4 separate regions of the Mus musculus genome follow, and all the other regions are linked to region 3. Evidence: chromatin loops called from intact Hi-C (ENCODE). Cell type or tissue: left cerebral cortex. All regions are shown on one strand. Each heading gives the region's core, and the rest is flanking DNA. Links, peaks and the distances in the headings are about the cores only.

What was found. A loop is a pair of places that touch in the nucleus more often than their neighbours do. Peaks named below come from ENCODE experiments on the same cell type or tissue, not always from the same donor. Only the 100,000 strongest peaks of a DNase experiment are listed, where the experiment ranks them.
Region 1: a loop joins it to region 3, with 3 times the contacts of the local background. A loop is called at or near these places in 29 of 42 quality-filtered maps.
Region 2: it touches region 3 in a loop (8-fold over the local background); 28 of 42 quality-filtered maps call a loop at or near these places.
Region 4: a loop joins it to region 3, with 5 times the contacts of the local background. A loop is called at or near these places in 30 of 42 quality-filtered maps.

What each region holds. Positions count from the first base shown.
Region 1 is chr6:122,795,782-122,801,362 of GRCm38, reverse strand. It overlaps a transcript of Slc2a3 not described here. Among named protein-coding and RNA genes, the nearest start is that of Foxj2, 22 kb to the left of the region's middle. In left cerebral cortex, for the core only: a CTCF peak has its summit at 3,210 (motif pointing right); no DNase peak of the experiment used is centred there; H3K4me3 peaks cover 47 bases; H3K27ac peaks cover 242 bases.
Region 2 is chr6:122,717,779-122,723,359 of GRCm38, reverse strand. No RefSeq gene overlaps it. Among named protein-coding and RNA genes, the nearest start is that of Nanog, 13 kb to the right of the region's middle. In left cerebral cortex, for the core only: a CTCF peak has its summit at 3,186 (motif pointing right); a DNase peak (open chromatin) is centred at 3,200.
Region 3 is chr6:122,666,665-122,672,245 of GRCm38, reverse strand. No RefSeq gene overlaps it. Among named protein-coding and RNA genes, the nearest start is that of Nanog, 38 kb to the left of the region's middle. In left cerebral cortex, for the core only: a CTCF peak has its summit at 2,646 (motif pointing left); DNase peaks (open chromatin) are centred at 2,200, 2,634 and 4,285; H3K4me3 peaks cover 778 bases; H3K27ac peaks cover 823 bases.
Region 4 is chr6:122,784,019-122,789,599 of GRCm38, reverse strand. It overlaps a transcript of Slc2a3 not described here. Among named protein-coding and RNA genes, the nearest start is that of Foxj2, 33 kb to the left of the region's middle. In left cerebral cortex, for the core only: CTCF peaks have their summits at 3,122 (motif pointing right) and 4,513 (motif pointing right); DNase peaks (open chromatin) are centred at 3,101 and 4,494; H3K27ac peaks cover 555 bases.

The DNA of each region.
Region 1 (5,581 bases), core at 439-5,438, 130 kb before region 3:
CTACACCACTGAGCTACATCCCCTCCCTTGTTACTTTTTGAGACAGGGGCTCTCTCCGGCCTTGAACTACCCCGGGTAACTCCGACTGGACTGGAACTGTAGATCCTCTTACATAAGCCTCCAGAGCACCTAAAATTACAGGCCTGTACATCTTCTCAAGGGAAATGTAACGGGTGAAGGAATCAGGACAGAACTGTGTGTTCTGCCAAGTGCGGGGTAGAGAAAGTGGTTTGTCTGAGAGGAACTACTGAGAGTGAACCCAGAGTGAATCCAAACAGAGGGAACTGGTCCGCGGAGAGGAAGGAATTGTGTTAGCCATGAAAGATGTCTGCTAGGGTCTTAAGCCAGAGGGATATTTTTTTTCTTAGCAAATTTGTGGGTAATTCAGTAAGTGACTTACTCCCTAAGTGTTTGAGAAAGGATGAAAGGCTACTGGGCAAAATGGTCTTAGTTTCTCCCGGTTTAATACATAAGCATAAAGAGCTATTCTGTGAGTTAATCACTTTAGTTTTTTTTTTTTTTTTTTTTTTTTTTTCACGACTACTGGGGACTGACCACATGCTAGGTTAGTGTTCCCCTGCTCAGCTATATTACCCACCCCCACCCGTGTGTGTGTGTGTGTGTGTGTGTGTGTGTGTGTGTGTGTGTGTGTGTGTGTGGTCTCCCTGTAATTTGTAGGATTTGTTGGGTTCCAGAGATCGAATTCAGGTTGTTAGGCTTAGCAGCAAGCAACCTCACCCGCTGAACTATCTTGCCAGTGCCAGAACCTCACTTTTTTTTTTAAAAAAAGATTTATTGTATGTAAGTACACTGTAGCTGTCTTCAGACACCAGAAGAAGGAATCAGGTTTTGTTATAGATGGTTGTGAGCCACCATGTGGTTGCTGGGATTTGAACACAGGACCTCCGGAAGAGCAGTCAGTGCTCTTAACCACTGAGCCATCTCTCCAGCCCCAGAACCTCACTTTTAAAGAAAAACATATTTATTTGAAGTGGAAGGGCCCCGTGGAGCTGTTCTGTGTTTATTTTGTTTTTCCAAAATAAGAGTGACACAGAAGGTAAGAGGGAGTTCTCAGGAGAAAGAGATGAGGAAGGGATCAAAAGACTAGAAAAGGCAAAGAGATCTTTGTCACAGACTGGCAGCCTATGCCCTCAGTCCCAGGACCTGGGAAGCTGAAGCCAGACAGGTTGTTTAACTAGCCATGCACACTGGTTCAGCAAAGGAAGGAAGAAGAAGAAGTATGAGAGGGTAAGATGGTGTGGCCAAAGTCTCCAACCAAGATAGTATATATTTTTAAAGATTTATTTATTATTTATTTTTTTAATTTTTAAAAAAGATTTATTTATTATATGTAAGTACACTGTAGCTGTCTTCAGACACTCCAGAAGAGGGCATCAGATCTCATTACAGATGGTTGTGAGCCACCATGTGGTTGCTGAAATTTGAACTCAGGACCTTCAAAAGAGTAGTCAGTGTTCTTACCCGCTGAGCCATCTCTCCAGCCTACTCTTTCTTTCTTTCTTTCTTTCTTTCTTTCTTTCTTTCTTTCTTTCTTTCTTTCTTTCTTTCATGCATAGAAGTGCACCACTATTACTCTCTTCAGATGCACCAGAGAGCATTACGGATGGTTGTGAGCCACCATGTGGTTGCTGGGACTTGAACTCAGGACCTCTGGAGGAGCAGTTGGTGCCCTTAACCACTGAGCCATCTCTCCAGCCCCCCAAGCTAGTATTTTTACTTACTTCATCTCAGCTAGCCTTCAAGGCAACCTGTCCATGTCAGGAGAAGGAGGGTAGAGAAAGCAGACATGGTGATGTTGACAGCCCCCTAAGCAGAACCATGATGTCTGACTGTTGCTACTCACTGAAATGGTCTGAACGAGGGTGAGAGTGAAAAGAGGCAGATGCTTTCCAATGTCCTGTTTTGTCATTTTAGATACAGAGTCTCACTGTGTAGTCCTGGCTGTCCTGAAATTCTCTATGTAGACCTGGCTGACCTCGAACTCACCCTTCTCAGTGGCAGGATTAAAGGAGTGTGACACTGGCTATTTCAGATACTTTAAACCTGTTGTTGTTCATAGTTAAATTTATTTGCAATCGTTGAAAACTAGAAGCAACACAAATGTTCATCAACAAAAAGTGAATGGAGGGGGCTGGAAAGATGGCTCAGCGGTTAAGAGCACTGACTTGTTCTTCCAGAGGTCCTGAGTTCAAATCCCAACAACCACATGGTGGCTCACAACCATCCTTAACGATATCTGACTCCCTCTTCTAGAATGTCTGAAGACAGCTACAGTGTACTTACATATAATAAATAAATCTTTTAAAAAAAGTGAATGGATAAATAACATATTACAGCCATGTGGTAGAATACTATAGGATTATTCTATACTGTAGAGGCATCTATACAAGAAAAGAGGCTATTGAAGCAGAGCTGGGTTTGTTTGATTTTTAAAAGATTTCAATATAACTTTTAAGCAGTAGGGTTAAGAGAAAAAAAGATGCACTTAAGAGTGAGTATGGGCTTCTCAAGGGAGAGATGCCAATCACAGACTATTGGTCGTATCAAAGCATAGCCAAATCTCTAAGTATTCTGAGGTCTTCAGTTGTAACTCTTCAAATACTGTAATTCTTACATGATGAATAAGCTGTATTAAATTACAGAATTTGTGATGGTAGAGAGACGGCTCAGTGGTTGGAGCACTGGCTGCTCTTGCAGAGGACCTAAGTTCAGTTCCCAGCACCCCATGGTGGCTCACAACCATCCATGGTAATTCCGGTTCTGGATCTGACACCTTTGCACTTTCTTGTGACCTCCCTGGGCACTGAGCATCTATACCGTAAACATGCATACATAAAGGCAAGACTCTAATCTACATAAAAAGTAACATAAACCATAAAAAAAAGAAGAAAATGGCAGAATTGGTGCCAGCAAGGTCACCTAGCTCACTTCCTGTCCATTTTGCAGATGGAGAAACTGCCAGTTGGTGACATGTAATGGCTCAAAATCTAGAGGTTTTTTTTGTTTTGTTTTTTTTGTTTGTTTGTTTTTTTTAGCATATTTAACCATCTTTTTCTTTCCTTCATCCAGTACCCTTCACTTGTTAGCCCCTCCACAATCTCTGGCGATTGAACAAGGTTCCCAGAAATTTTTTTTTTTTTTAAGATTTATTTATTTTATGTATGAGTACACTGTAGCTGTCTTCAGACACACCAGAAGAGGGCGCCAGATCCCATTACAGATGGTTGTGAGCCACCATGTAGTTGCTGGGAATTGAACCTCTGGAAGAACAGGCAGTGTTCTTACCCACAGAGCCATCTCTCCAGCCCAAGTTATTCTAATGTATCATTAGAATGTATGAAAACTCACCTCCGGTGTCACAGTGCCCATTTGTCTAGGAGATAACTCACGAGCTCTTCTTTCAGGAAACTTAATTAGATAGAATGAATAACTAAATAACTAATGACCAATTGCAATTTACAGGAAGCTGTGCCTTGAAGAGAAATTTGAAGAAGGATCAAGTCTTGCTACAATAGAGAGATGGAGAGCAGCAAACATAATGTGAGTATTAAGATTAATGTCAGACTGGTATCAAATTGTTGTGCTACTGTTGATAATCTCCATATTTACCACCTTCGTGAACGCCTTTTGTCTTGATAATTAAAAACATATAAATGATGACAGGAGAGCCCATCACTGCTTCAGTCAACAGGCTTAACATGTTCCCACATTTTTTTTGAGATTTTGGGGGTCAAGGTCTCTCTATGTAGCCATGGCTAGCCTAGAACTTCCCTATATAGACCAGGCTGGCCTCCAACCCACAACTGCCTCTGCCTCTCAGATGCTGGGATTAACGGTGTATGCCAGCATCTCCAGCCTTTCTTCCTTCCTTCCTTCCTTTCTTTCTTTCTTTCTTTCTTTCTTTCTTTCTTTCTGTCTGTCTGTCTGTCTGTCTATCTAAGGCAGAGTCTTGGGTGTCCAAGATACGCCCCAAAGTTTCTATGCAGTCAAGATTGACCTTGAACTTTTTCTGGTCCTCCAGCCTCCACATCCAGGCCTAGGCCACTAGGCCTGCTTATAGGAAGGAGTGCTAGCAGCTGAACACAGGGCTTCTTAATACTGGGCAATCACCCCACCATTACATTTGCCATTCACAGTGTTTTTACTTTTAAAAATTACATTATTGTGTGTGTTCGTGTGTGTACACACCCATGTTTGGGTACCAAGGTGCCTGGGCAGAGGCTGGAGGAGGAGTCATCTGGTGTAGTGGCAGGTCCCTCTACCTTCTGAGCCACTTTGCTGGCCCACTTCGTAGTTTCAGTGTGCGTTATTCAAAGTAACAAGAATGATAAAATACTCGAGCTCAGCACTGTAACAGCATCTGTAACTCTTGTTAAGGGTTGCACACTGTGTTTATGAGGAAATCTTGAACAGAACCATGGTGCCATAGATATGAAAAGCAGTGGAGAATCTATGAATTATGAATGCGTACAACCACCACCATTCTTTCAGGAGCCTCTCTGGTGTGCAACTTAGGCATGTTACTTGCAAAGCACCGTGATAAAATGTCCACGGAAGGTAATACGTGAGGCTCAGCCTTTTGGAATGGGTTAGGGGAGGGCAGACACCCTCTGATGGTTGGTGCATGTTACCTAAAGGCAGGGAACACATGGTTATTTCTGGGAAGGACTTTGCATAAAGCTGTTCTCTGGGAATTTGCTGGTATGTTTGTTTGTTTGTTTGTTTGTAGACAGGGTTTTCTCCTTAGCCCTGGCTGTCCTGGAGTTCACTCTGTAAACCAGGCTGGCCTCAAACTCGCAGAGATCCCCATGCCTCTGCCTCCTGAGTGCTGGCATTGAAGCCTTGTGGCACTCTACTGAGCATTTTTTTCCCCTTGTATCTTGTTTTGACTTTAATGGTTGGCCTTAGAGAAACATTGTCTCCTTTGGCGTGCTTTTCAAACTGAGAAAATCAGTCAGCCATTCTTTTTGTATCATTGCTAGCATATACTATTTGTAATATATGTATTTCCATAGGTGTATGTACTGTTCTTAAATCATTTGGTAATATTCCCTCCTCCCCTTATCCTTTGTCTTTCTCTGTCCCTCCAAGTCTCCCTTTTATTTTTATATCATTTTTTATATCATATTTTGGTTCTTCACACATTTGCATGTTGTCCTTGCATAGGGGCCAATCTCAGTCACATAAGTACATAAACTACAGAAGTGAGATAAGTGATCTTTTTTTTCCTACTATGCCTCTATTAAATATATTGTATGACTTTTCTTAGGTAGACATGGACACCTATTTATTCACCCCAGGTAGGGTACTGATGACAGACCAAAGAATTGATTCAATCTGATCCAACTGTAACTTAACCAGAATATGGATAGGGAATGACTTATCTGCCTACGGGTGACTCAAAGGCAGCAGCTTCGTCATCAAAAGAAGCTCATAGGGGTGGGTGAGATTCATCGTTGGAGTTCCCTCCACAACTTGCAGGCAGGTCCCTCACTCAGCTCACCACCCTCTACCCTCACCCCAACCCCTGCCAGCAGTTGCTTAACCTACCTCAGGGAGC
Region 2 (5,581 bases), core at 363-5,362, 51 kb before region 3:
TATATATATAATGTTTATATGTATATATATATATAACATATATATACACACATATGTATTTTACACATATACATATATGTATACATACATACATACACACATACATACATGCTGGCATGCAGGCAAAATACTCATACACAGAAAATAAAAATGATTTTTTTATTTAAGGACTGATTTTTTTTTCCTTCTCCATTTTTTATTAGGTATTTAGCTCATTTACATTTCCAATGCTATACCAAAAGTCCCCCATACCCACCCACCCCCCTTCCCCTACCCACCCACTCCCCCTTTTTGGCCCTGGCGTTCCCCTGTACTGGGGCATATAAAGTTTGCAAGTCCAATGGGCCTCTCTTTCCAGTGATGGCCGACTAGGCCATCTTTTGATACATATGCAGCTAGAGTCAAGAGCTCCGGGGTACTGGTTAGTTCATAATGTTGATCCACCTATAGGGTTGCAGATCCCTTTAGCTCCTTGGGTACTTTCTCTAGCTCCTCCATTGGGAGCCCTGTGATCCATCCATTAGCTGATTGTGAGCATACACTTCTGTGTTTGCTAGGCCCCGGCATAGTCTCACAAGAGACAGCTACATCTGGGTCCTTTCGATAAAATCTTGCTAGTGTATGCAATGGTGTCAGCGTTTGGATGCTGATTATGGGGTGGATCCTTGGATATGGCAGTCTCTACATGGACCATCCTTTCATCTCAGCTCCAAACTTTGTCTCTGTAACTCCTTCCAAGGGTGTTTTGTTCCCACTTCTAAGGAGGGGCATAGTGTCCACACTTCAGTTTTCATTTTTCTTGAGTTTCATGTGTTTAGGAAATTGTATCTTATATCTTGGGTATCCTAGGTTTTGGGCTAATATCCACTTATCAGTGAGTACATATTGTGTGAGTTCCTTTGTGAGTGTGTTACCTCACTGAGGATGATGCCCTCCAGGTCCATCCATTTGGCTAGGAATTTCATAAATTCATTCTTTTTAATAGCTGAGTAGTACTCCATTGTGTAGATGTACCACATTTTCTGTATCCATTCCTCTGTTGAGGGGCATCTGAGTTCTTTCCAGCTTCTGGCTATTATAAATAAGGCTGCTATGAACATAGTGGAGCATGTGTCCTTCTTACCAGTTGGGGCATCTTCTGGATATATGCCCAGGAGAGGTATTGCTGGATCCTCCGGTAGTAATATGTCCAATTTTCTGAGGAACCGCCAGACTGATTTCCAGAGTGGTTGTACAAGCCTGCAATCCCACCAACAATGGAGGAGTGTTCCTCTTTCTCCACATCCACGCCAGCATCTGCTGTCACCTGAATTTTTGATCTTAGCCATTCTGACTGGTGTGAGGTGGAATCTCAGGGTTGTTTTGATTTGCATTTCCCTGATGATTAAGGATGTTGAACATTTTTTCAGGTGCTTCTCTGCCATTCGGTATTCCTCAGGTGAGAATTCTTTGTTCAGTTCTGAGCCCCATTTTTTAATGGGGTTATTTGATTTTCTGAAGTCCACCTTCTTGAGTTCTTTATATATGTTGGATATTAGTCCCCTATCTGATTTAGGATAGGTAAAGATCCTTTCCCAATCTGTTGGTGGTCTTTTTGTCTTAATGACGGTGTCTTTTGCCTTGCAGAAACTTTGGAGTTTCATTAGGTCCCATTTGTCAATTCTCGATCTTACAGCACAAGCCATTGCTGTTCTGTTCAGGAATTTTTCCCCTGTGCCCATATCTTCAAGGCTTTTCCCCACTTTCTCCTCTATAAGTTTCAGTGTCTCTGGTTTTATGTGAAGTTCCTTGATCCACTTAGATTTGACCTTAGTACAAAGAGATAAGTATGGATCGATTCGCATTCTTCTACATGATAACAACCAGTTGTGCCAGCACCAATTGTTGAAAATGCTGTCTTTCTGGGCTGGTGAGATGGCTCAGTGGGTAAGAGCACCCGACTGCTCTTCCGAAGGTCCGAAGTTCAAATCCCAGCAACCACATGGTGGCTCACAACCATCCGTAACGAGATCTGACGCCCTCTTCTGGAGTGTCTGAAGACAGCTACAGTGTACTTACTTATAATAAATAAATAAATCTAAAAAAAATGTTGTTTAAAAAAAAAAAAAAAAAAAAAAAGAAAGACCAAAAAAAAAAAAAAAAAGAAAATGCTGTCTTTCTTCCACTGGATGGTTTTAGCTCCCTTGTCGAAGATCAAGTGACCATAGGTGTGTGGGTTCATTTCTGGGTCTTCAATTCTATTCCATTGGTCTACTTGTCTGTCTCTATACCAGTACCATGCAGTTTTTATCACAATTGCTCTTTAGTAAAGCTTTAGGTCAGACATGGTGATTCCACCAGAGGTTCTTTTATCCTTGAGAAGAGTTTTTGCTATCCTAGGTTTTTTGTTATTCCAGATGAATTTGCAAATTGCTCCTTCTAATCGTTGAAGAATTGATTTGGAATTTTGATGGGGATTGCATTGAATCTGTAGATTGCTTTTGGCAAGATAGCCATTTTTACAATGTTGATCCTGCCAATCTATGAGCATGGGAGATCTTTCCATCTTCTGAGATCTTCTTTAATTTCTTTCTTCAGAGATTTTATCATACAGATCTTTCACTTCCTTAGTTAGAGTCACGCTGATTTTTTTTAAAGATTTATTTATTATTATATGTAAGTACACTGTAGCTGGCTTCAGACACACCAGAAGAGGGCGTCAGATCTCATTACAGATGGTTGTAAGCCACCATGTGGTTGCTGGGATTTGAACTCAGGACCTTTGGAGGAGCAGTCAGTGCTCTTACCCTCTGAGCCATCTCGCCAGCCCCTGATTCTTTTATTTTTGAGACAGGGTTTCTCTGTATAGCTCTGCCTGTCCTGGGACTCATTTTGTAAACCAGGCTGGCCTCGAACTCAGAACCTGCCTCTACCTCCTGAGTGCTGGGATTAAAGGCGTGCGCCACCACGCCCAGCTGTGATTCTTTTTCTGTTAAGCTTTTCATCCCTTTCTCCTCTTTGAGCTCTATCTGAGTCTTGAGAAGACCCTTTAGTTCACCAAGTATGTCTTCCTAGCCCACCCTTGTCACTGATTGCCACCTGAAACCACATGTAGTTGAGGAATTTGTGGGTATCTCTCCTCCTCTTATCAGCCATGAAGTTAAACTGGAAGACAATTTAGAGACTGGTGAGTCCAATGCCACAGGGGACCGGTAGGGGGAGCTGCTATCCTCCAGTAAGTTTAAGATTCCTTCTGTGGCTCTGCCCAAAGCCAGACAGTCTAGTCTGGTTTAGGATCCAGATTTCAGGATTGGAGGTATAGTTTCAGGGGCGAGAGAGCATATGTGGGGCCCTGGGTTCCAGACCCAATTGTGCAATAGGAACTTAAGTTAATTTCACCTTTAAAACTGTTCATGTAAGCCAAGGACAGTGGCTAACACCTGTAGTCTTGGCTACTGGAAGGACTGAGCCAGAAGGCTCCCTTGAGCTCAGACATAAAGGACCAACCAAGGGAATATAATGAGGCCCCATTACTTTTCTCTTTGAAGTACATCGGCATTTAATGATAATATCTTGTTGTTGTTTATTTTGTTTTAAGACAAGGTCTCACTATGGAGGCCTGTATGGCCTGAGATTCTCCTGCCTCAGGTTCCTATAAGTGCTGGGTTTAAAAGCATGTGTCACCACATGCCCAGAAATAAATTTTTGTTTGTTTGTTTGGTTGGTTGGTTGGTTTGGTTTGGTTTGGTTTTCAAGACAGGGTTTCTCTGTGTAACCCTGGCTGTCCTGGAACTCACTTTGTAGAACAGGCTGGCCTCAAGCCTATGTCTATCTCCCAAGTACTGGGATTAAAGGCATGAGCCAACACCACCCAACATCTAAGATATTTTAACATAAGCATAAAGCCTGTGGGTTAAGGGACAGATTTGCTCAGGAGAGAGTGATGCCCACGCCCACTGAGAATGAGTGTGGGCTTACAAAGACCCCAGGTCAACCAGGTTTCATAGTGTAAGCCTCTAATCTTAGCACTCAGGAAGCAGAGGCAGGAAGATCTCTGTGAGTTCGAGGGCAGCCTGGTCTACAGAGTCCAAGAGGATTCTTGTAGAGGGGTCCAAGTTCAGTTCTCAGCACCCAAGTCCATTGGCTCACAAACACTTACAAATCCAGCTCCAGAGATCTGATGTTGCCTCTATACAGATGGCATTCACATATACACACACAGTAATGATAATAATAATGATGATGTAAATATTTTTTAAAAAGCAAGACAGTATCTAAAGTCCAAGAATTTAATCATTCATTATTTTGTTCCCATGAAAATGTGCACCAGGCCCAGCCTAAGCTCAGCCAGTTTTGTGGGGAGTTTGTTTACTTTAATTAAATTAATTTATTTAGGCAAATCCTAAAAAAAAAAAAAAAAAGAGAGAGAGAAAAACTAAACGTTAGACTCAATCATACTTCTCTTAATCTATCCATGGTTGATTTAACAGACACTTTAGGTGGCCTTGGAATAGGCCTTTAATCCCAGCACTAGACAGGCAGAGGCTGGCATATCTCTGTGAGTTTAAGGCCAGCCTAGTCTACACAATGAGGTCCAGGAGAGACAAAAGCAACGAAAATAACAAGGAGAAAAGAGGAAATCCAGGTAGCTAATCAGGACATTGATTAATGATGGTTGCTGTATTTGAGGAGTTTCTGTTAGTGATTACATTTTTTTGTAAAGATTTATTTATTATTATATGTAAGTACACTGTAACTGTCTTCAGACACCCCAGAAGAGGGCATCAGATCTCATTACGGATGGTTGTGAGCCACCATGTAGTTGCTGGAATTTGAACTCAGGACCTTCAGAAGAGCAGTTAGTGCTCTTATCTGCTGAGCCATCTCTCCAGCCTGTGATTGCATTTATTTACTTTGGGAAGTCAGGGAGAGGTGTATGCTATGGCCTGTGTGCAGAGGTCAGAGGGCAGGTCTGTGGAGTGTTTCCTCTCTGTCCATCTTGTGGACCCAAGAGATTGGATGCAAGCCAACAAGCTAGGCTTGTGGCAAGCCCTTCTACCCACTGAGGCATCTTGTGGGCCCAGTCTTGGGTTTTATTGTTGTTGTTTTTGAGGCAGTATCTCACCATGCAGCCTTGGTTAGCCTGAAATTCACTATACAGAGCAGGTAGGCCTTGAACTCACTGGCATTTGCTTACCTGCTTCTGTCTCCTTAGCGCTGGGACTACTGGGACTACAGATGCTGCTACGATGCCTGTCCAAAGATTAAGGTCTTTCTTTCTTTCTTTCTTTCTTTCTTTCTTTCTTTCTTTCTTTCTTTCTTTCTTTCTTCCTTCCTTTTCTGTTTTTCTCAGCTTAAAGCAACAAAAGCTATAAAATATTACACAAAATTAAAAGAGACAATCAGGAGATGGCTCAGTGGTTAAGAGCACTGACTGCTTTTCCTAAGGTCCTGAGTTCAATTCCCAGAAACCACATGGGGGCTCACAACCACCTGTAATGAGATCTGAAGACAGCTACAGTGTACTTACATATAATAAATAAATAAAATCTTTAATAAATAAATAAATTGTGAAAGAGAGAGAGAGAGAATCACTCTTTTA
Region 3 (5,581 bases), core at 394-5,393:
AGATGGCTTAGCAGTTAAGAGCACTGACTGCTCTTCCGAAGGTCCAGAGTTCAAATCCAACCACATGGTGGCTCACAACCATCCATAATGAGATCTGATGCCCTCTTCTGGGGTGTCTGAAATAGCTACAGTGTACTTACATATAATAAATAAATCTTTTAAAAAAAAACAAAACCTGAACTCTCTATGTAGTTCAAGCTGGTCTTGAACTCACAGAGAAACACTTGCCTCTGCCTCCTAAGTGCTGGGGTTAAATGGTACACCAGCACTCCCCACCTCTTTGCTTTTTTTTTTTTTTAAACAGGCTTTCAACTAAGTTGCCTAGGCTAGATTTGAACTTGGGTTCATCCTGCTTCATCCTCACAAATACTAAGATTTCAGGTTTTCTTGTTCAGCCTCCATGACACTTGTCATGGTTGGAATATCTGATCGTTCTCAAAACTCATCTGATGAAACCCTCCCCCTTGGAGGCGACGGTGTCGCGAGTGTCCTTAGGAGGGGTTGAAGTCATGTGGGCTCCATTCTCACAACTGGGGTTAATGCCCCAATTAGAAAGGCCCGAGCCTGTGTAGTCATACACCCCTGGTACCTCAGGCGTTACAGGCAAAGGCAGATCAAAGCAAGTTCTGCTCCAGCCTTACAAACAGACAGTGTCAACATGGGACTACATGGACATGTACGTTTCTGTATAGCAAAGGAAGCCATCAGCAGAATTAACAGGCAGCCCACAGAATGGGACGAAATCTACCAGCGGCACTTCAGACAAGGGGCTGATAGCCAAAATGTATGAAGGATTGCAGAAATTAAATACCAAGGGAATGAAACTATTTAAAAAAAAAAAGTCTTCAATATCGATAGTCAGATTAAAAGTATTTTAAGATACCTCCTCACCCCCCCTCAGAATGGCTCTCATCAACAAATCTGACAAAAAAAAAAAAAACAACAAAAAACAAAAACCCATTGGAGACATGCAAAAAGAAAGAGCTAAGCGGGGGTGGTGGTACATGCCTTTAATCTCAGCATTTGGGAGGCAAAGGCAGGTGGATATCTGTGAGATCAGCCTGGTCTACAGTCAGAACTGTAGAGAGACTGTGTCTCAAATAAATAAATAAATAAATAGATAAATAAATATGAATACAGATATTGGGAAATTGATTTGGAGACTTCTCAAAAAAATAAAAATAGAACTACACATGATCCAATTATTTCCTTCCCGGGCATATATCCAGAGAACTCGGTGCCCTGCCATAGAGATATTTGTACGCCTGTTTATTGAACTTTATTCACTATAGCAAAGAACTAAGATCAACCTAGTCCATCAAAAGATAGAAAAATATTAAACTCTCGGAACACTTAAGTCATGCAGTTTCAATATTTATTGTAGACTCTCAAAAAATTGTGTCTTAGGGAATAGAGACAGACAGAGGGGCTATCCTGGGTTACATTTGGAGTTCAAGGCAGTTCAGTTTGGGCTATAAAGTGAGTGAGGCCTTGCGTCAAAACAAAAACAAACAAACAAACACCTTTAAAACGGTTTCTTTAAAATGACTTTCTAAGTATGTTTTGTTATTTTATGTGTAATGGTGCTTTGTCAGCATGTTATGTGTGAGCACCCTGTGCATGCCTAGTGATGGCTGAGGCTGGAAGAGGACGCTGGATCCTCTGGGACTGAGTTACAGAGGTTGTGAGCTGCCGTGTCCCCTGCAGGAGCAACTTTGAGTGCCCCGAACCACGCTCCAGCCCACCGTGCTTAGCTCAGGTTGTAGTGCTTAGCTCAGGTTGTAGGAGGTTTCCGGTGCTCCCTCCGTCAGCTTTACCCTCACAGGCCACACAGAAGCCCCTCGCCTCTATCAACAAAGGCAGAATGTGCCCAGGGAAACTGGCCTGGCTGCCAGCCACTGATCCTAGGGTTGAATGGTACTTTCTCAGCTAGGCCTGTTTGTCACTCTGATTCCCACAATGTTCCTTTATCCTGATTGACCACCGAAACGGCTTCTCTGGTACTAGGGTTAGAAGAGATAAATAAATGTGAGGTTGCGCGTGGCAAAAAACCGGAAAGCTGTTTTTTGTTTGTTTGTATGTTTGTTTTTAAATTGCATATGTATGCCCCACCCCCACCCCCCTGTGGCAGGGTTTCACACTAGCTCGGGCTTGCGGGCGGGGAGGGGGGTTAGCGGGAGTCATTCTGTAGCTCAGGTTGGTAGAGAGATTCTCTTACGTAATGGAATTATGGGATTATGAGAGTGAACCATCATGCCTGGCTTTTTTCTTTATTTCTTTACTATTTTTTTAATTTCTGAGAGAGAAAATTCTTGGCAGTCTAGTAAATGTAGCAACAGATGAGATGGGAGCTGGGGGTGGGGGGTGGGGGGGGGAACATGGCGCCTTCCCCAGCCCCCATCTTCTTCCAAAATCGGGTCTTGATTTGTAACACTGGCTGTCCTGGAACTTGCTACGTAGTTCAGAATAGTCTCAAATTCACAGTGTCCTTTAATCATCTTTTTCATCAATAAGAAAAATTTGACCGACCAAGATGCACTTCAGCTTCTTCCGCTTCGTCTCCCCCCACTCCTTCCTTCACCTAGGAACTTGTTCTCGTCCCTATGGCTCCATCTGCTGCTGAGACAAGGAACTGCACATCACCCTTCTCACCAGGACAGTTCAACGCTTCACGAGGGCTGGGAAATAACGCCCCCTGTTGGTGGACTGTCGGACCAGACTCCTCCAGGCTTGAGGAGAAAGTAGCTTTTGCTGCTCGCTGCTGTGTTAAGGACACTCCCAGCTTTCCTTCATCTTATGATGTGTTTAACTAACAACACACACACAGCGTTACAGACACCTTCCTCAATGGCATTGAAGTGTGACGTTCTGGGAAAGGTTTTGATGTTTAAGTGCTAAACCATAGAATTCAAATGCGAAACTTGAATTCTATCCCTACAACCCATACAGAGCAGAAAAAGGAAGCAGACTCTCACCCAAGTTGTTCTGACCTGCACATGTGCACCAAGGCACACATGGCCTACCCCACACACAACTGAAAAGATTTCAACAATGTAAAATCCGAGTCAATGAGCCAGCTTGTCCCGGTGACAAGTGCTCAAGAAAAATGATTGGAAAGAGGAGTTACTTGGCTTATGGTTTCAGATGCAGGGCTGGCTGAACCATTACACTGGACCTGAGCTGAGGCAGAGTATCATGGCAATGGGAGTATGCGAGTGGCACCCATTCTCCAGACTGGGGTCCCACTCACCTGAACCCCTGGGCCAGAGCAAACCCTGTTTCCCCAGTTCTTACACATCTACCCTGATCCATTCCTACTTTGACCCAGACCCCCCCCGCCCCCGCCCCCCCCCCATCAGCTCTCACCTCCTGCCTTAAACCTACTCTATTTGCTGCTTTCTTGTTGTCCTGATAAAATACCACGACCAAAAGCTACCTATGAACAGAATGGTAGAACCAGAGGCACAGAACCCATTGTGTCAAGGGAGCACGGCAGCAAGCTGCAGGTATGGCGGCCTGGGCAGGAAGCTGAGAGCTCACATCTTCAACTGCAAGCACAAAGCAGAGACGGTGAACTGGTAACGCAGTGAGGCTATGTGTAACAGGCCTCCAGACCTTAGCACAACTGACGCCATGAAGGAAGTGCCATTCAGGCCATAAGACTCAGCATGTTGACAGTACCACCCACCAAAACTAAAACAAAGACCTCACCATCAAAGTCTATAGTTCTGGGAATGTCTCTAAATTTATTAACTCTGTTTCTTTTGGCTTCTGTAGTTCTGCTTTTGGCTAACTGAAGTATGTCAACCCAGAACATGGTTTAGAGCTTAAAAGCGCATCCTGAGAGAGACTTGGGGATACAGTGGGGTCTTGGACACCCAGTGTAGTAGCCTGAGGTTAATAAAGACCTTCTATTGGTTTAAACCTTTGACCTAATAGTCTTGTATGAGCTCCCAAAGTTCACCAGAGTCCTGTTTCCAGGGTAGAAACCAAAGCAGTGGATGTAGCTGATGGTTGGAGACTGAGTATGGAGTGGCCCACAGCATAAAGTTGTGTTTTCTTCAGCTATGTCAGCCTCCTTGAATGATCCTAAGCAGAGAAAGCAGTTTAGCCTCTGCTGCTCATCTTGGTAGCAGACTGAGGTTGAGGCCTCACCTTAATACTGACAGGCACTAGGGACTTGGAATGTGTTCTGCTGCAGTGGAAGGCCACAGATATCTCTTCTTGTCCTGGCTTTTGTTTGGGTAGTGTGGTGAAGGAAAGAGGCAGGAGGCTAGCCAGCTCTGTTAGCATCCATCTAGCTCCAGCTGGAACCGCTGTTGCTATAGGCAACCATAGGCTGCCATAGGCATCCCCCTCATCCTCTTCTACCAAGTACCTAGTTCTGCTGTACTCCAAGAGGTCCTGAGTGCTTCCAGGAGTTCAACAGGCATCCTGACACGTGCATAAGCAAACACTTGAACTCCTGTGGAAGCAATTACGGGCAGCGGAGGTGGGCGTGATGGTCTTCTTCAGGGGCACCCACAGTTGTGGGCTCAGCGGACTTGCTTGTTCTTTGTTTGGGAGCCACTTCCGTGTGATGCTGGCAAAGGTTGCACACCGGCAGCTGCCTTTTTCTCTTCCGGCACCTATGGGCTGCGGGTGAAGGGCAAGCATGTTTTTAGGTGCTCTGCCTTCCGGCTCTTGTGGGATCAGGAGGGGAGAGGTCATTTGAATGTTCAGCCCATGTGGAGGAACTGGACAAGCACTTGGGATGGGTTAACAGCCAAAGGCTCCATCACAGGGTACACGCATGGGGATTTCCTGTTATAAGGCTTGGCTTGCAGCTGGCGTTCTGTTGCGTTCTCACAGAGCAATACCATAGTTCACAGGGTTCACGGGGAAGTCATCTGAGAACTGTGTGGGCTGGAAAGAGCATCTCAGATTGTGGGGTAGTGGGCTGCGCACAGACAGCTTCAGTCGAGCAAAGGTCTGGAACCCCGGGGATTCCACTCCGACCCGACTCAGTGCAAAGCGGCTCAGAGTCGCACTCGCTTCACTTCGCCAGAACCCAAGCACCAGTCCTGGCCAGAGATCTCCGTGGAAAGCCTCTGGAATGCAGGCCCACATCAGATGGTATCCCCTTCTATGGAGAACATTCAGAGCATTGCTAGCGAGGGCATAATCTAACAGAAGGCTGACTTACAGATAAAAGAAACCATATTGGTCAGCTGATCACTGAAAGTCCAGAAGTCATGTGAGACATAGAAGTCACCTTTAGTGAGGCAGTTTATATACAATTCCCCCATTTTGTACAGATCTGCTACCTGTCTGCGGGGAGGGGGGGGGATCTAACTATGTAGCCCAGCCTGGCTTGGAACTCACTCTGCAAACCAGATTGGCTTCCACATCCCCCGTGCTGGGATCGAGGGGTCACAACACCACCCTGAGCTCCGTCTGCTCTTTTGGTTAGTTGTATTCCCTGGTTATTTCTTTCAGTGCTACTGCATCATATAGTGAACTGCACAGCTTCATAACTCACAGCATAACACAGAGCAGAGGAATGAAAGGGAGAGGGAGAGAGGGAGGGGGAGGGAGAGGA
Region 4 (5,581 bases), core at 210-5,209, 120 kb before region 3:
GAGACAGAGAAGAGTTCTATTCTAGGAACCACGGGTTATCGTGAAAGTGACTTGTGCCAGAGTGACTGGACTATCGGAAGTGGTAAGATCCCACAGGAATGGGCGTGGTGGTACACGCCTTTAATCCTGGGAGGCAGAGGCAGGTGGATTTCTGAGTTCAAGGCCAGCCTGGTCTACAAAGTGAGTTCCAGGACAGCCTGGGCTATACAGAGAAACCCTGTCTCGAAAAACAAAAAACAAAAACAAACAAACAAACAAACAAACGCTACACATTTCTAGTTCTGGGGCTGGCGAGATGGCTCAGTGGTTAAGAGCGCCGACTGCTCTTCCGAAGGTCCCGAGTTCAAATCCCAGCAACCACATGGTGGCTCGCAACCATCCGTAACGAAATCTGATGCCCTCTTCTGGAGTATCTGAGGGCAGCTACCGTGTACTTACATTAAATAAATAAATAAATGTTTTTTTAAAAAAAAAGAGGCTAATGAACTGTCCAGAGGTGCAAAGGTTATCCAGAAGATAGACTGATTCCTCTATTGGGGGCAACCATCCCTAGTGGGAAAATTGGAGAAAGGACCAGATAGAGTACAACAGGGCAGGGTCCCAGAGCACTTTCCCATCTGACTCCTGATAGACACCCAGGCCAACAACCCAAGTGTAAGGCCCAAATCTGAGATCCCTATTGGGAACTCCAGGGAGCTGGGACAGAAGAGAAAGGTTTGAGTACTGAGTTTTGAGGACTGCTAGTATTTAGCAATGCTGAGAAACCACAGTAAGACGGTGTAGAAACCTAGGGTGATGGCTCTAAAGCCAAGTGAACCCGGACGCAACGCCTGCGATCTCAGTACACAGGAGGCAGAGGCAGAAGGATCACCATGCATTTGAAGCCAGCCTGGGGTGCAGAGTAAGTTCCAGGTTATCTTGGGCTACTATGACACCTTGTCCCCACACCCCAAAATAAAATCCAAGCAGAGAAATTAAAAGGCCTTCCTGGCTTCCTGGTAGGTTAAATGTGTGTGTGGAGCTAAGGAAGGCTGGGAAGATGTAGCTTAAAAACTAATCAGAGCTGAGCGTGGTGGCACTTGCCTTCCTTCATCCCAGCACTCAGGAGGCAGAGATGTGCAGATTTCTTTGAGTTCAAGGACAGCCTGGTCTACAGAGCGATTTCCAGGACAGCCAAGGAAGGCTACACAGAGAAACCCTGTCTCAAACAAACAACAATAAACAAACAAATCAGAGAGCGGGACGTGTAACCCAGGTGATAGTCCTATCTTTTATTTCCAGCACCACAGAAACCAACGGTGGTAGTGAGTGGCCAAACCTACTCCATCTTGGAACGAGCCTCCATTGTAATACAGGGGAAAAAAGCCTGAGATCTTGGCCCTTAGCTGCACCCACGTACCAGGAAGGACCCCGAAGCTTGTCCTTGGCCGGAGTTACTCCCTAGCTACTTCCTAGCAGCAATTAATCAAAAATTAGTCTGATTGTTTCAGATGTGCTTACAGACAGGTTTGTGATTGTATACGGTCTTGCTTCAGAGCACCCACCTGTCGGTTTACAATAGTTGTGCAGTTAGATGATTGCCAAGCTAGGCCCTCATTTACTTCCATCTTCTGTAAAATCTTGTCTCGGTGAGAGTTTGGAGCTGCCTCACCAAAAACCATCCTGTGGGCCAGTGGTGAGTAAGTCCAAACTTGAGTTGGTAATATAGAGACCTTAATGTGATTATATCGGAAATAGCACCTTGGTGGTCTTTTGGGGTTCACAAATGCTTTGTGGCGCAACAGTAGCACACCAGTAATCCCAGCACTTGGAAAGGTGGAGGCAGAAAGATCCGAAGTTCAAGGTCATCCTTAGCTATACAGCAAATATGAGGCTAGCCTGGGCTACTTCAGACCCTGTCACAAAACAAAGCAAAACACAGCTAAGCAGAGAAATGTGTTGTGAGTGGCCATGATTGGGTCTGTTAACCATGATTGGGTCTGTTAAGGTGGAGTGTGTTGGTGACCCTGTCAAGATGGAGTGTGTCGGTGACCGTGACAGAGGCTGACTGAGGGAAATGGAGCCGTTCTTCAAAGCCTTGGTGGTGGAGCAATTGTCCAGCTCCTGGAAAGCTTAAGCTCCATTCCTGGCACTGAAAACTAATTAGACAAATAAAAAGGAACAGAGAGAGGGTCAGAGGAGAAGGAGAATTCTTGCTTTGATCCTCAGGAAGGAACTGTGTATTTTAGGGATTTTTTGTTGTTGTTTTTGTTTTTGGGGGGGGTTTGTTGTTGTTGTTTTCAAGACAGAGTTTCTCTGTGTAGCCCTGGCTGTCTTGGAACTCACTCTATAGACCAGGCTGGCCTCGAACTCTGAAATCCACCTGCCTCTGCCTCCCGAGTGCTGGGATTAAAGGCGTGTGCCACCACACCCGGCTTAGGGATTCTTTAATGCGTCATAACGCTCAGCACCCCACTTGATCTCACAGGCTGTACAATCCCTGTCCAGCTCTCACTACCACACAAATGTCCACTCTCCTGAGTTCCGTAGCTCTCAAATGAGACGGACTTAGAATATGAGGACTTAGAATATGAACTCATTAGAAAAGTAACTTTGTATTCCAGAAAGGAGTCACTTTCCAGACAGGATTGTTGGGTGAAAAAATAAGAAAGAGGTCCGGCTATCTAGAAAAGGCGTGGCTTAGCTGGAGTAGCTGACCCTGTATCTGTTTGACAAGAAACTGAGAGTGTACATAGAACAGGAATTAGATTTATTACTGAAGATAGATCATTTCTTTTGCTTCTATTTTATTATTTTCAATAAAATAATAGGTTAGTTTAGTCAAAAGGAAAAAGAGATCTTGGAGATTTAGCAGAGAGAAAAAAGAGTGGGAGATCTGGGGATGTATGCTAAGCCCTTGCTTAGCACGGACGAGTCTCTAGATTCAGTCCCCAGTGAAAGGAAGAAATTAAAGAATTCTGGTAGGTAAAAATAAAATAAAATCTTGTTAAGATAAGATAATTGCAGGCAGAGAAAATACTGGTTTGAAGAAAGAGCGCTCCTATTCTGCCCACGACCAGTGCGTTGGTGTATCTGCCTCCAGGGTCTGTTGCTAGGATGCCAACCTATTTTGACAGTTGGCACCAGGTGGCAGTGTAGATCCCTGTAGTTCCAAGTTCTTACTGCTTTTTTAGCCAGGCATTCAACTAAGAGAGGTGAGGCAGGTGCCTTGTGAACTGTTTTTAATTAGGCCTAGAAGACAAACCCTGGGAAGCCGAGAAGCCATTTGAGGCTATTTAGGGAACGGATGATAAAAGGAATGGAAGGAGAGATAGTGGCCTGGGAGCGGAGGAAGGAGGGTTATGGGAAGGGCGTGGGCTTTAACATTAGAAAGCGGAGGTCTTTGGCCTCTGACACTTGTGTGTTGAGTTGGGGGCTTAAAGACAAGGAAACCAGAGGTGGTGGGTCACTGAAAATTAGGTTCACCTGATTGACTTCAACATAGACCAGACCAGAGGCGGGAAGGAGAAGGATCTCAGAGCGCAGGCGCCTCTGAGGTCAGGTGCCCATGACAAAATCACTAAGGGAGGATCTCTTGGATGGTTCTGCTGACTCGGTGGCTTGCAGATGAGGGCCAGCAAACGACTCAGTAGGAGGTTCACCCTTCCGAGATTGTTAAACACAATATCTCTCAGAGCGGAGCCAGGGGTTGAGGCTGAGCTCACACCACACATGCAGGATTTAGCCACTCCTTTGTCATTGCAAAGTATCTGAGAAAACTTAAGCAGGGAGGGATTTCTTCTCTCACAGTTCCAGGATTTCAGTCCATTATCACTTGGTTCCATTGTCTGGAGGCCAAGGCTCGATGAGGTGGCTAGCCGGAAGCCTAAGGTGGCGAGAGGCAGCTCCTCTCATGGTAGAGTGGTGCAGAGAGAAGACAGATCCAGGGATTAGATATTCTTCTAAGGAATGCCTGCGGCTGGGCCCCACCCCACGTGATCCATATCACTATCGAGCTATGAATCCACTGAGCTGTGGATTAGTCAGGTCCTGCATGGTTCTTCCCAGAAGGCCTTTTAACTCTCAACCAAACCTTTTACCACGTGAGCCTTGGGTGTGGGGAGGAAGAGGGGGGAGGCACTTCATATCCAAACCGCAACAGATGCTTAAATAAATTGTTTGGATGCATTATGTGTGTTTAGAAAAAAAAAGCTAAAAAGGAGGCCCCAAATGGAAAGAAAGCGAGAGACTTGCAGGTTGCAGTGCAGATGGGGAGCACCTACTGGGCGTTACTGAAGACAAAGGAGGAAGAGGCGATCTTTGAGATGGGAGACTTCTGCTCTCAGTTCTCTTAGTTTTCTAGAACTGCTACCACCACCACCTGCCACCACACACACACACACACACACACACACACACACACACACACACACACACATTTTAAACTTAGCATCTGTTTCCTTTATGTTTAAATGTATGGATATTTTGACTGTGTGGATGTCTCTGTACCACATCCATGCATGTTGCCCCCAAGGCCAGAAGGGGGTGCAGTGCCTTCATGCAAAGTAGGAAAAGGTGCTTCTCTGAGTAGTTGGGGGCGGGGTGGTCTAGGAAGACCTCTTGTGCAAAGAAGCTTCAAAGCCTAGGATTAAAACTTTCCAAACTAAACTGTTATACTTAAAAGCCATTGTAGAGGATTTAGAGATTTAAAACCTTGGAATAAGTTGGGCAGTGGTGGCGCACGCCTTTAATCCCTGCTCTTGGGAGGCAGAGGCAGGCCGGTTTCTGAGTTCCAGGCCAGCTTGGTCTACAGAGTGAGTTCCAGGACAGCCAGGGCTACACAGAGAAACCCTGTCTTGAAAAAGAAAAAAAAACAAAACAAAAAAACAAAAAACCAACCTGAACTAGAGATGGTACATTCCAGTTTACAAAGCTATAAACAAACACAAAGCCTTTGTTCCTGGGCAAGCCTTTTAGCCAAATTAAACTTCTGAGAAAAGCTGACTTCCATTTTTATCTCAAATACCCATGTTAACATATGTTTCCATGCTAACCATCTTACTTTGACTGTTAGTTTGTTTATATTGCGTATATGTATCTGTGTGTACAGGCCCCAGGCACCTGTGGTGGTTAGAGGACGGCTTTATGGAATCTGTTCTCCACTCCCAACTTCATGTGGGTTCTGGGAATCAAATTCAGGTTGGCATGCTTCCACAGCGAGTACCTTTAACTCCTGACCCATCTCTCCAGTCCTCAACCATCTTAAGTTTGACCCAGACAGGAACCTCTCTGCCAGGTGATCTTCCTAAAGCTTTAGCATGCGTGAGAGTCGCTTGTAAGACTTGTTGCAGGTGTCTTGGCCTTACCCTGTCAAGAGTCTGATTCGCCACATCTGGATTGCATATCTCACAGGTGGTGATGTCACACAGGTGGTGATGTCTCACAGGTGGTGATGTCACACAGGTGGTGATGTCACACAGGTGGTGATGTCACACAGGTGGTGATGTCACACAGGTGGTGATGTCACCAGTGCTGGGAAGACAGAGTGAGTAGCAGTGACTAAAACAAGCGCTGTCACTTTGCTACTGTGACAACACCAGTT